Regions from separate parts of the Mus musculus genome. Here region 1 is linked to region 2. A link is a loop called in an ENCODE intact Hi-C map of the cell type or tissue named here. Cell type or tissue: heart. All regions are shown on one strand. Links, peaks and the distances in the headings refer to the core of each region. The heading gives the core; the rest is flanking DNA.

The links. A loop is a pair of places that touch in the nucleus more often than their neighbours do. Peaks named below come from ENCODE experiments on the same cell type or tissue, not always from the same donor. Only the 100,000 strongest peaks of a DNase experiment are listed, where the experiment ranks them.
Region 1: it touches region 2 in a loop (5-fold over the local background); 8 of 42 quality-filtered maps call a loop at or near these places.

What each region holds. Positions count from the first base shown.
Region 1 is chr9:20,640,806-20,646,175 of GRCm38, reverse strand. Fbxl12 (F-box and leucine-rich repeat protein 12) reads left to right here and starts at 3,370. Exons shown (of 3, transcript NM_013911.3): 1 at 3,370-3,972; 2 at 4,080-4,152. The coding sequence starts at 3,887. Ubl5 (ubiquitin-like 5) reads right to left here and starts at 2,840. Exons shown (of 5, transcript NM_025401.4): 1 at 1,283-2,840; 2 at 917-983; 3 at 687-770; 4 at 517-554. The coding sequence starts at 972. In heart, for the core only: a CTCF peak has its summit at 2,858; DNase peaks (open chromatin) are centred at 1,285, 2,895, 3,505 and 3,945; H3K4me3 peaks cover 4,580 bases; H3K27ac peaks cover 4,288 bases.
Region 2 is chr9:20,578,286-20,583,655 of GRCm38, reverse strand. It overlaps Zfp846 (zinc finger protein 846), which reads right to left and starts at 2,328. Exons shown (of 6, transcript NM_172919.2): 1 at 1,978-2,328. Gm51704 (a long non-coding RNA gene) reads left to right here. Exons shown (of 2, transcript XR_003948290.1): 2 at 1-3,306. In heart, for the core only: a CTCF peak has its summit at 2,127; a DNase peak (open chromatin) is centred at 2,255; H3K4me3 peaks cover 1,677 bases; H3K27ac peaks cover 1,155 bases; H3K27me3 peaks cover 1,433 bases.

The DNA.
Region 1 (5,370 bases), core at 146-5,145, 63 kb before region 2:
CCCTCCTCAAATTAAAAAAATATATATATATTGTCCTCAACTACAGTCATATGCCACCTTCACCTTCTGTCCAACAGTCAGGTTGGCGTTAAGTAATTAATATTTTGAACTTGAATATCAAAATCCTTCCAAGCCAAGTTAAACTATTTCACCAACCACCCTGTTCACCAACAAAATAATTCCACAGTTTCCATTTTCTCAGTAGTCACAACAGGGTACATTCTAAGTTAAATATTCCTCTTGCTTAATTTCTGTACAGGTTTCAGTATAGAACCAGAACTCGAGATAAATACATGGCTTCTTGCCGGGCGTGGTGGCGCACGCCTTTAATCCCAGCACTTGGGAGGCAGAGGCAGGCAGATTTCTGAGTTCTAGGCCAGCCTGGTCTACAAAGTGAGTTCCAGGACAGCCAGGGCTATACAGAGAAAGCCTGTCTCGAAAAACCAATAAATAAATAAATAAATAAATAAATAAATAAATACATGGCTTCTTTCATGAACTTCAGGAAAAGGATACAATCTCCCAGAGACACGTGGTCCTTAAAAATCGTGTACCTAAGGGATTCAGAGAGAAGCTGATAAGGGGTGGGGTGTCTTTTGTTCTGAAAACAAGCTGCGTACTCTTCGGGGTTGCCTGAGGTGCTCACCCCAACCGAAACCTTCTAGCCTAATACTGCACTTACTTACCACTTTTTAAGAACGATCTTGTTCCAGCGGGTGCCAGTTTGAGCAGCTATCAGTTTCTTCAAGTCGCCGATGGTGTCATCGGTGCTGGGCACGAAGGAGTTAAGGTAAATGAAAGGAAGAGGTAGACCGAGGAAGACGTAATCAGGCCTCCCCATAAGCGTCATTTAACTGAAACCATCCAACACCACCATCTGCCCCAGAGCCACTGCCAGTCACCCCTCGGTGGATACTTGCACTTAACGCGGACTTTCTTTCCGAGACGGTCGTTGCAAACCACCTCAATCATTGTGGCTGGAGCTACACCAGGTGGAGGGAGGGATGAAAAGCAACAGAGTCAGGCCTTTCGGGGTCGCCCAGGTTCCTAAAGCCCCTTCCTAGGTTGAGCTCTCTGGTCACAGTTCCCCTAACACCAGATGCAATCCCCTGCAGCCCCAGTCTACAGTTTCAATTGCCCGGACTACAGACAGTCGCGACTCCGCCCCTTAACTGCGGCAGTCCGGGCCCCAGACTCACCCGGCTTTGCCTCCCGCAACCCCTAGGTTCCCAAGTCTTGGCAGCTTCCCGTGATCTCGGGCCTCTCATTTTAGCCTTCTCACCTCCAATATCCTCGAACCTATCGACGACACAACTCGTAGCTCGAGCGAGGAACCCCGGCCGGAGTTAAGCCTGCAAACAGGAAGCGGAAGTGATATAACGGAACCACCGGCCCTTAGGTGCTTCCGGGTTCCGGGCTAGGATTTGCGATTCTGTTGCGCAGTGTGGATGAGCTGGGACTTGCTAAGAATGGATTTACAGCGGACGTTGGAACTGGTGTTGGAGATTCCTTCATCATGGAAGAAACCTAAAGGATCTCAGCGGCGGGGTGCTCGACTACTCCCAAGCCAGACAATCCTCCTACCGCGGAATCCCGGCTGCAGGTGTGCCGAAATGGAGTCATGCAGGGCCTGTGGCTTTCTGCTTTCATTCAAAGCTCAGCCTCAAACCCTGTGCTTGCTTCCCCGCCCCTGGTCGTAGTGACCGTTTCAGAGACTCCAGGGGTGCAGGCTGCAGTTGATGAAAACTAAGTCGGATCCTGGTTGAGAGGCCATGCATGTTGCGTACCACTCCGCGTGTCCGTGTCCTGCCTGCGAAGATGTTGGAAATAGCATACGGGGAAAGAGCTTTTGCTTTGATTCTTTAATCTTGTTCCAGATTAAAGAATCGCGAGAGCTGGTGGGAGAGGAATCCCTTCTTAAATTCAACCAGTTTTGCCTCTATTGAGCGATTTCTTCTTAGCAGACAGGATTCTTAGCAAGGTAAGCATATATTGACTCAAGAAAAAGAAAAGTCTTACCCAGCGCCTTGTGCTTACCTAATACGACTTATACAAAATTTAATCCTTATGCGTAGGCAGCAAAAGGCATTATTCTTGCTTTCTATTGCGGCTGTGGCCACGCCTCCCTGGCTTGGCCGTCCTGCTGGCCCCTCACTCCCATCCCAGTCACACCTTTCAGTTTCGAATGAAGTCCTGTTCTGTGTCTTTAGTGCTTAGATATGTTCCAGTCTCCCCAATGCCTCGTTTCCGTCCTGAAAAGACTTCTCAGGCTTTACCGGATTCGTTTCCGTCTCGAAAAAAAACTTCTCAGGCTTTAAGTCTCTTGGCATACATACAAGAAAAGTGGTGGGGTTTGTTTTTCTTGTTTTGTTTTGGTATTTGTTTTAGTGTTGGAGGTCGAACCTAGGGCCTGCTAAGCATGCTTACCAGCCAAAGGCTCTCCCACTGAGCTGCACACCCAGTTCCTGGTTTAGCTCTTGTTTCTGTCTCCAGCGATGCTTTTAGGGCCCCCGTCGCTGCTCTTATCCATTCTTCCAGTCATAAGTCTCCCAGCCTGTCCCTTTGTCGCCCAGCCATTCCAAACTTGATTCCATCCCCTATATCGGACCTTGTTCCGCCTAAGCTAGGTTTTACAAGTTTAGTCTTCAGGCGCAATTAGGATCCCTAGTCCTTGAGCCCCTTCCCACACAAGTCATGGTTTCTGGGTTTGTTGCTCTGTTAACTTTTCCCTGCTCAAGTCATGCCTCCTGGGTATACATACGGTCTGGTCGCAGGCTGATCTCTGCCTTGGCAGTAACCCTAAGCCTTTTCCAGCACAAGCCAAACCTCCGCACGCCACTAGTCGCTTAGCTCTAGACGCGCCCCTTGTCTCTTCCTACTGAAGCCACGCCTTCCCATTGTTGTGGACGGCCTCCAATCAGCTCCTCTGCCGCTGGCCACACCCTTCCACTCGGCGGCGCTTTTTCAAATGCTAGTACTTTGGCCTTGTTTGCAACGCCTGCTGCCCTTCGTCTCTGTCTTTTATCCTCTCTCCCAGAGTCCCACTTTGGGAGTTTGCTGCTTTTCCTCTGACTGGCCTCCAGGCCCCCGGGCCCCCGGGCCCCCGGGCCTCCTGGCCCCTGGGCCCCTTGGCCACGCCTCAGGACCACTCCCCGCCCGTCGGAGCCACGCTTTCTAGGCGTGTTGCTTTCTTCATCCCAGCTTGCGTGGGGTCTACCTGCCTCTGCTCGCCACGTCTCCCGGCTATGACTACGCCCTGAGCCCCCTCCTCGCCAGAGTCACGCCTTCTGGGTTGTCTGCTGACCCCATTTGGGTTTGCTGCTTATACTTAGCTCCACCTCATGGCCACGCCCCCGAGGCATTCTTCACCTTCAGCCTTCTGGATTTGCTGTTAGCCTTCCTCTTGGCCCTGGCCACGCCTCGTGCCCCCTCCTCCACCAAGCCACATCCAGGTTTTCCTAGAGTCACGCCTTCTGGGTTGTCTGCGGACCCCTTTTGGGTTTGCTGCTTATACTTAGCTCCACCTTATGGCCACGCCCCCGAGGCACTCGTCACCTCCAGCCTTCTGGGTTTGCTGTTCGTCTTCCTCTTGGCCCTGGCCACGCCTCGTGCCCCCTCCTCTCCCAAGCCACATCCAGGTTTTCCTATTTCCAGTTCCATCCGCTAGCCAAGCCAGTCAGGCCTAGTCAGTCTCTAGTCTTGACCTCTAAACGGTCGTCAGCCCGCGCCTGTCCAGTCCCGGGGCCTCGGGCACTTTCCTAGAAAAGTAGGGATTCTCGGCGGGCCTCTGAAAGTCGCGCCGGTTTGGCCAGTCCGACCACCCCAGCGCTGTCCAGGGAACGCGGCCTCGCCGCCACCGGAAACGGAAGCGTGCGACAGCTGGACCATGGCGACTCTGTTTGACCTCCCAGACTTGGTGCTCTTGGAGATCTTCTCTTACCTCCCTGTCCGGGACCGGATCCGCATCTCCAGGTGCCGCCCCGCTCCTCGGGGGAAAGAGCCGGGCATGGGCTCGGCAGGAGATGCGGATCCGGTCCTAGCGGGCCGGGGTCGTTCTAACGGCCGGTCCACTCCTCCAGGGTCTGTCACCGCTGGAAGAGGCTAGTGGATGACCGGTGGCTATGGCGACACGTCGACCTGACGCTCTACACGGTATGCGGGACCCGGGAGCGGTGCGGGGAGAGCCACCCCCTGCCCTGGGACATGGGGGTGGGGGTTGCTTTATTTTGCTTTCTAGTGTTTGTTTGCTGTTTGTTTTATTTATTTATTTTTGATAGTTTCTTGAGGCTTTTATTTTTCTGGATTTTCGTTGGTGTTGCTTCTTGGGGGGCTGAGGGGGTTGTTTTGAGACAGGGCCTCTAGGCCAGGCTGACTTCAGCTTCCTATGAAGCCGAGGCTGAGCTTGATACCTACCTCGACCTTCTAAATATTGGGATTAGCAGCGTGGGCCCCATGTGTGGTTCCTGTGCTACTGGGAATGCAATTTAGGTTTCTTGAATGCTAGGAAGGAACACCTCTGAGTCACGTACTGGTTTCCAACTAACCACCCCCTGCAACAACCTCCTGAGTGCTGAAGTTACAGCTGTAGGAGAAGGCCCAGGAAGTGTTTGGGTTTTGTTTGTTTGTTTGTTTGTTTGTTTTCTCGAGGAAAAATTTCTCTGTAGCCCTGGCTGACCTGGAATTCTGCTTCTCCAGTGCTGGGACTAAGGGTATGCACCACCATACTCTGCTGGTTTGGTATTTAAGTGAGTTCGTGCTTGGAATTTTTCTGCCTGTCCTAGTGCCAGCCTTTACCTCCCCTTCAATGCTCAGACCTCAGTTTCTCATCTAAGATATGGGGATTAAAAATAATGCTTGTAGGCCAGGCAGTGGTGGCGCAGGCCTTTAATCCCATCCCTTGGGAGGCAGAGGCAGGCAGATTTCTGAGTTCGAGGCCAGCCTGGTCTACAGAGTGAGTTCCAGGACAGCCAGGGCTACACAGAGAAACCCTGTCTGGAAAAACAAAAAAAAGTACCTTCATGTTTCATGTCTGATGTATTGTAGAACTTAGCCAGTATGGCCAGTGTGTGTCTCCAGCATTTAATAAATGCAAGCTTATAGCTTTTCAGTTTTCTAGTTTTGTTGTTTTGGTTTTGAGGTGGGTCTCATGTATCCCAAAATTAGCTTCTAGCTGGCTGTGTAGCCAAGGATGGCAGAAGGTTCTGCTCCTTTTGGTCTTTTCCTCTTGAGTGCTGGGATCACAGGTATGTGCTATCACATAGTTGATGTGGTGCTGAGAACAAAATCCACGTTTGCGTTTGCCAGGCAAGTGCTTCATTAATACAGCCACACCCCCAACCTCTGTTTTTTGGTGTTTTGAGACAGCATCTG
Region 2 (5,370 bases), core at 229-5,228:
AAAAATGTCAACTGGAGATTTAGGACTAAGTCTTTCTAAAGGTTCAATGATGGTATGTAAAGACACTCATTGAAGATCTCATTCAAGTTTCTGCCCGTTACGCCAACCAAAACGGGACATCACGCTGAACAGATATTTGAATTTTGAGTGCATCATTTTTAAGATTTGAATGTGCATTAACAAGTCTACACAGCCATCTCCAGGGCCATCGACTGCACTACAGTCAAGCGCAGGCCAGAAAGAGTTACAACTACAGTAGCAGGGAGCTCAGAAAGCAAGGGAGCCTGTCACAGAAACCCAGGAACCTGATCCACCTCCACAGCCACACCCACCATACATGTCTATACAGAAACAGTAAATAAAAAATTTAAACCATATAATACAAAGTTTTCAAGCACTTGGACTCACTCAGCAGATGCAAAGATATCCAAGAGCCAGGCAATGGCTTAGCCTTCTTGGTACTTTGTAGCAAACCGAAGCCTTTTGTGTTCTACCACTGGAGCGCCTCATAATGCCAATGAGTCCACAACCGCTGAGCTACACAGCCCACTCAAGGCACTATGCCCTCTTACTAAGATAACTATCCTGCTTCCGAGAAACAGCTGCCACTCATGACCAGAACATCACAGCATAACCATGGACAAAGTTACTAAGTAGAACTGAGTAATTCTAGACCCTGTGGCCCCGAAGCCTATGTTACTTATTATCAATCCTTACTGCAGCTTTCAAACCTCTCCTTTGGAGCTACTCTAAGTATGTGGGAGTAAGTGGGAAGGGGAACACACTAATTTTTAAATATAACGTTTGATTTCACTCAGAAATAGCAAAACATGACTTTCTTAAAGAACTTGAGACTCTTCAAAAGTTACCTATAGAACCAGGCATGATGCTAGACACCAGAAATTCCAACTCCTGGGAGGTAAAGGCTGGGGAATTAGGAGTTCAGAGTCAGCCTCAATTACATAGCAAGGTGTATGATAGCCTGGGCTACCTGAGACCCTACTTCAGAGAACAAACAGAGGCCATGGAGCCGGGCGTGGTGACGCACGCTTTTAATCCCAGCACTTGGGAGGCGGAGGCGGAGGCGGAGGCGGAGGCGGAGGCGGAGGCGGAGGCGGAGGCGGAGGCGGAGGCGGAGGCGGAGGCAGGCAGATTTCTGAGTTTGAGGCCAGCCTGGTCTACAAAGTGAGTTCCAGGACAGCCAGGGCTATACAGAGAAACACTGTCTCTAAAAAAACAAAAACAAAAAACAAACAAACAAAAAACAGAGGCCATGGAGATGAACCAGCGAGTAAAGGCCAAGCCAGAGAGCCTGATCTCCAGCGCCCAGATGGTGGAAAGTAAGACCAACCCATGGGAACTGATCTCTGAGCTGAGCCAGGGTAATTCCCACTTTTTTTTCTTTTTCTTTCTTTCTTTTTTCTTTTTCTTTTCTTTTTTTTTTTTTTTTTTTTTTTTTTAAACTCTATAGGGATGTACAGGCCTGGAAACTTCAAATAAAGAGAACAGGGTACTCCCATTCTCACCAGTAGAAAGCCATAATCACACAGTATCTGTACTTTATGTATAAAATGTTCAGGGCAAGGGTTAGTAGCTCACTGAATGAGCAGTTCTACTAGCAGTAAAGTCAAGAGGAGGAGAGGTGAAGAAAGAGAAAGGAAATGGAGAGAGTGAGGAAGGAAAGGCATGGAAAATGAAAAAAGGTTAAGATTAAGGAAATAAACATTTAGCAGGCGGTGGCAAAAGCCTTTAATGCCAGCAGAGGCAGGCGGATCTCCAGGAGTTTAGGTCAGCCTGGTCTACCTAGCGAGTTCTGGAAAAGCCAAATAATAAAGATTGACCTCCAAATAGAAATGTTTAGTCCTAGATACCTACGAATACTTTTTCTACCCGAATGTCATGTGGCAGAATTAATCAGACGATGCCAAAGACAAAGCCACACTCTGCAAGGAACAAATCACAGCCTGGGGCGCTCACCCGAGCTCCACAATCGCTGGGCTGTGCAGTGGAGGCGGCGGCTGCAGAGAGATGGCCCGTGGCGGGCTTCTGTGCTGGAAGAGGAATCTGGAAGGCGGCTTCTGCAGAGGGCGAGCGAGCAGATGGAAGCTTGGAGAGCATTCGCCAGAGGGAGGCGGGGTGCCCGTGAGACCCGCCCGTCCTAGGCTTCGGGCCTACGGGGACCGCCCCTCGGCGAGCTGCACACACAGCCACGCCTTAAACTGACCCTCCACGGCCGCCGTCACCCCCCATCCTTGCCTCGGCGACTTCCTAGACGTAAAGATGAACCGGAGGTGAAGACACTGAGAACTACAGGACGCAGCCATCACTAGAAAAGAGTCGGGCCTTTGCAGGCGTCACTTCCGCTTCCGTCCTGGCGTGAAGCCCGGGAGATTTGGGTCCCAGCCACCTTGGATAGAGATAAAATTCTAGGAGCTGGAGAAGGACCCAGGCTGGATTCCCAGTACCCACATGGCAGCACACAGTCGCCCACCAAGCCTGATCTAATTCTTATCTAATCTAATCCCCATCTCTTTTCTTTCCTTCTTCCCTCCCATTCTTCCCTTCCTCCCTCTCTCCCATTCTTCCCTCCTTTCCTCCCCTCTTCCTCCCTCCCCATTCTTGTTTTAGTCTTAGCCTAGGCTTGGTGCCGCTGTGCCTTTAGTCCCAGCATTCAGGAGGCAGAGGCAGGCAGATTTCTGCGTTCAAGGCTAGTCTGAAAATTGAGACTATGTCTCACACACACACACACACACACACACACACACACACACACACACACACACACAGAGAGAGAGAGAGAGAGAGACTGAGAGAGAGAGAGAGAGAGAGAGAGAGAGAGAGAGAGAGAGAGAGAATATTCTCGAGCCAAAATAAGTGACTTTGGCGCAGGAATACAGATTAGCACTTCAAGTTCCATATGCAAATATGCTGTTTCATGAGGTTATTGCAGTAACAAAGAAAATACTAAAGCATATGACATGTTCCCAGACCTTAACACAATTGACTTCATGGTAGAAAACTCAGCCACAAAACTCAGCATGTAGACAGAACCACTAGCCAAAATGAAAACAAAGACCTAATCCATCTAAGTCTGTAGTTCTGGGAAAGTCTTTAAATGTACAAACCTTGCTGTTTGGCTTCTGTAGTTCTCCTTCTGGCTATATGTTCTCGTTAACTGAAACATGTCGCCAGGATATGGTTTTTGTGTTTAAAAGCTCACCCTGAGAAAGGCTCAGTGCTGCACTGGGATCCGGAACATCCAGTGTAATAAAGACCTGGCTAATAAAGACTTTTTACTGGCTTAAACTCATGTCTGAGCAGTCTTTTCTGGTGGATACCACACTATAAGCACAACACTCCAGATGTGTTGGTAGAAACTCAAGTAGGTCTGTTGCAGAAAAAGAAAATCTCTGCTATAGGCATCAGATGCAATTGTAGCCTTTTGTTTAGCAGAGACTACTGCTGTATTATAGACCTAATAGTCACAAAGATGTTAGGTCACACACAGGGCAAGAAATGGCTCCAAGGGTACTCAAGACTGTTTTTTCAAAGGCCTTTGTCAAAGGCGTCTTTTGCAGCTATTGAGATGATCATGTGGTTTTTGTCTGTTAGTCCATTTATGTGACTTATTACCTTTATTGACGTGTTTTTTAGATCATCCCTGCATTTCAGGGATAAAGCCAATTTACTCAGATGTATACTCTTTTTAAAAATGTTTTTTAGAGTTTTTATTAGATTTATTCATTTTATTTTATATGTGTTTTGCCGGCATATATGTCTGTGCACCACGTGTATGCTTTGTGGACATGGAGGTCAGAGAGGGCATCAGATACCCTGGAACTGGACTTACAGATGGCTGTGAATCAGCATGTGCTGGGAATTGAACCTGGGTCCGCTACAAGAGCAGCAAATGCTCATAGTTGTTGAGCAATCTCTCTAGATCCTTTCGTAATCTTTTAAATGTATGTTTGTATTCTATTTGCAATAGAATTTTAAAGAGCATTTTTGGGATCTATGTTCTGTAGCTGAGTCTTTTTGTTGTTGTCTTTATCTGGTTTTGATATTAGAGTGATACTGGTTTCATAGAATAAGTTTGGGGGTGCTCCTCTCTCTCTCTCTCTCTCTCCTTCCCTCCCTCCGTCTTTCCTTCCCTCCCTCCTTTTTTCTTTTAACAATGTAAAAGTACTGGCTATAGCAGTCAAAAAATTCGACTGTGGATTTGAAAGATTGATAGAATTTGGCTATAAATCCATCTGTCCCTAGACTTTTATTTTTAAACTGGAAGACTTTTTATACCATTTCAACCAGGAGTTATAGCCTGATGATTTTGCTCCAAGGTTCATTCTGCACAAATTCTTAATCTGTCCCAAGGAGGGTTTTTGATTGGGTTTGGTGAGTCTGTTGAATTGCTGCTTCTTTTCGACTGGTGAGCTTCATTTTCCTGAAGGATATTTCAAACCCATCCTGATGTTGAGATTCCCATTGTTTCACACTGGGGGATCATATGCTGCTGAGGGATTCACTTCAGTTGATCTGAATCTGAAACAACACAAGCAAAACCCACCTCCCTCCCCATGGGCCTGAGTGCCTGCTAGGCCGCTCACTCAGTTGGGCACCACACCATACAGGAGCTTTCAGACTATCTTTAAATGAATCTCCTGTTTCTTTCCAATGCTTTTCAGCATAGGTTAGTTATGCTCATCCAAGATTTGAAGACTTGAAGTTTACAGAGACTTCATATATTGGTCACAAGGGAAAACTGGATAACCGTTCCCCCCTTTTGCCTCACCCTCCAATCTGCTCTGTGTAAATACATTATATTTGTATTTAACATGACTACAAACATAATTCTGGGTATATTAAAGACAATTGAATTATAAATAATAATCATTAACTTTTATGTTTTAATTGCCTTTGTTTTAATAGTTTATTACAAATGGGTAATTTTTTTCTTATTTTGTTTTTTGGTTTTTCAAGACAGGGTTTCTCTGTGTAGCCCTGGCTGTCCTGGAACTCACTCTGTAGACCGGGCTAGCCTTGAACTCAGAAATCTGCCTGCCTCTGCCTCCCAAGTGCTGGGATTAAAGGCGTGTGCCACCACTGCCCGGCTAAATGGGTAATTTTTAAGATTAGAATTTTATAAATTAAGGTAATTTATCCACACAGTTTTGAATTGAACCTCTTTTAATACCAAAGTAAACTTTAAGCTACAGTCCAAGAAGAAACTGGGAACTTCATTTCCTTGAATTTCTTTATAAGCTATTCTTTATGATGTAAAGTAACTTAAGATATTTTATGTTAAGTAGTTTGTTTTATCATAAGGATTGCGATTACAGGTGAACATATTAAAATTGGATTTTATAAGGAGAT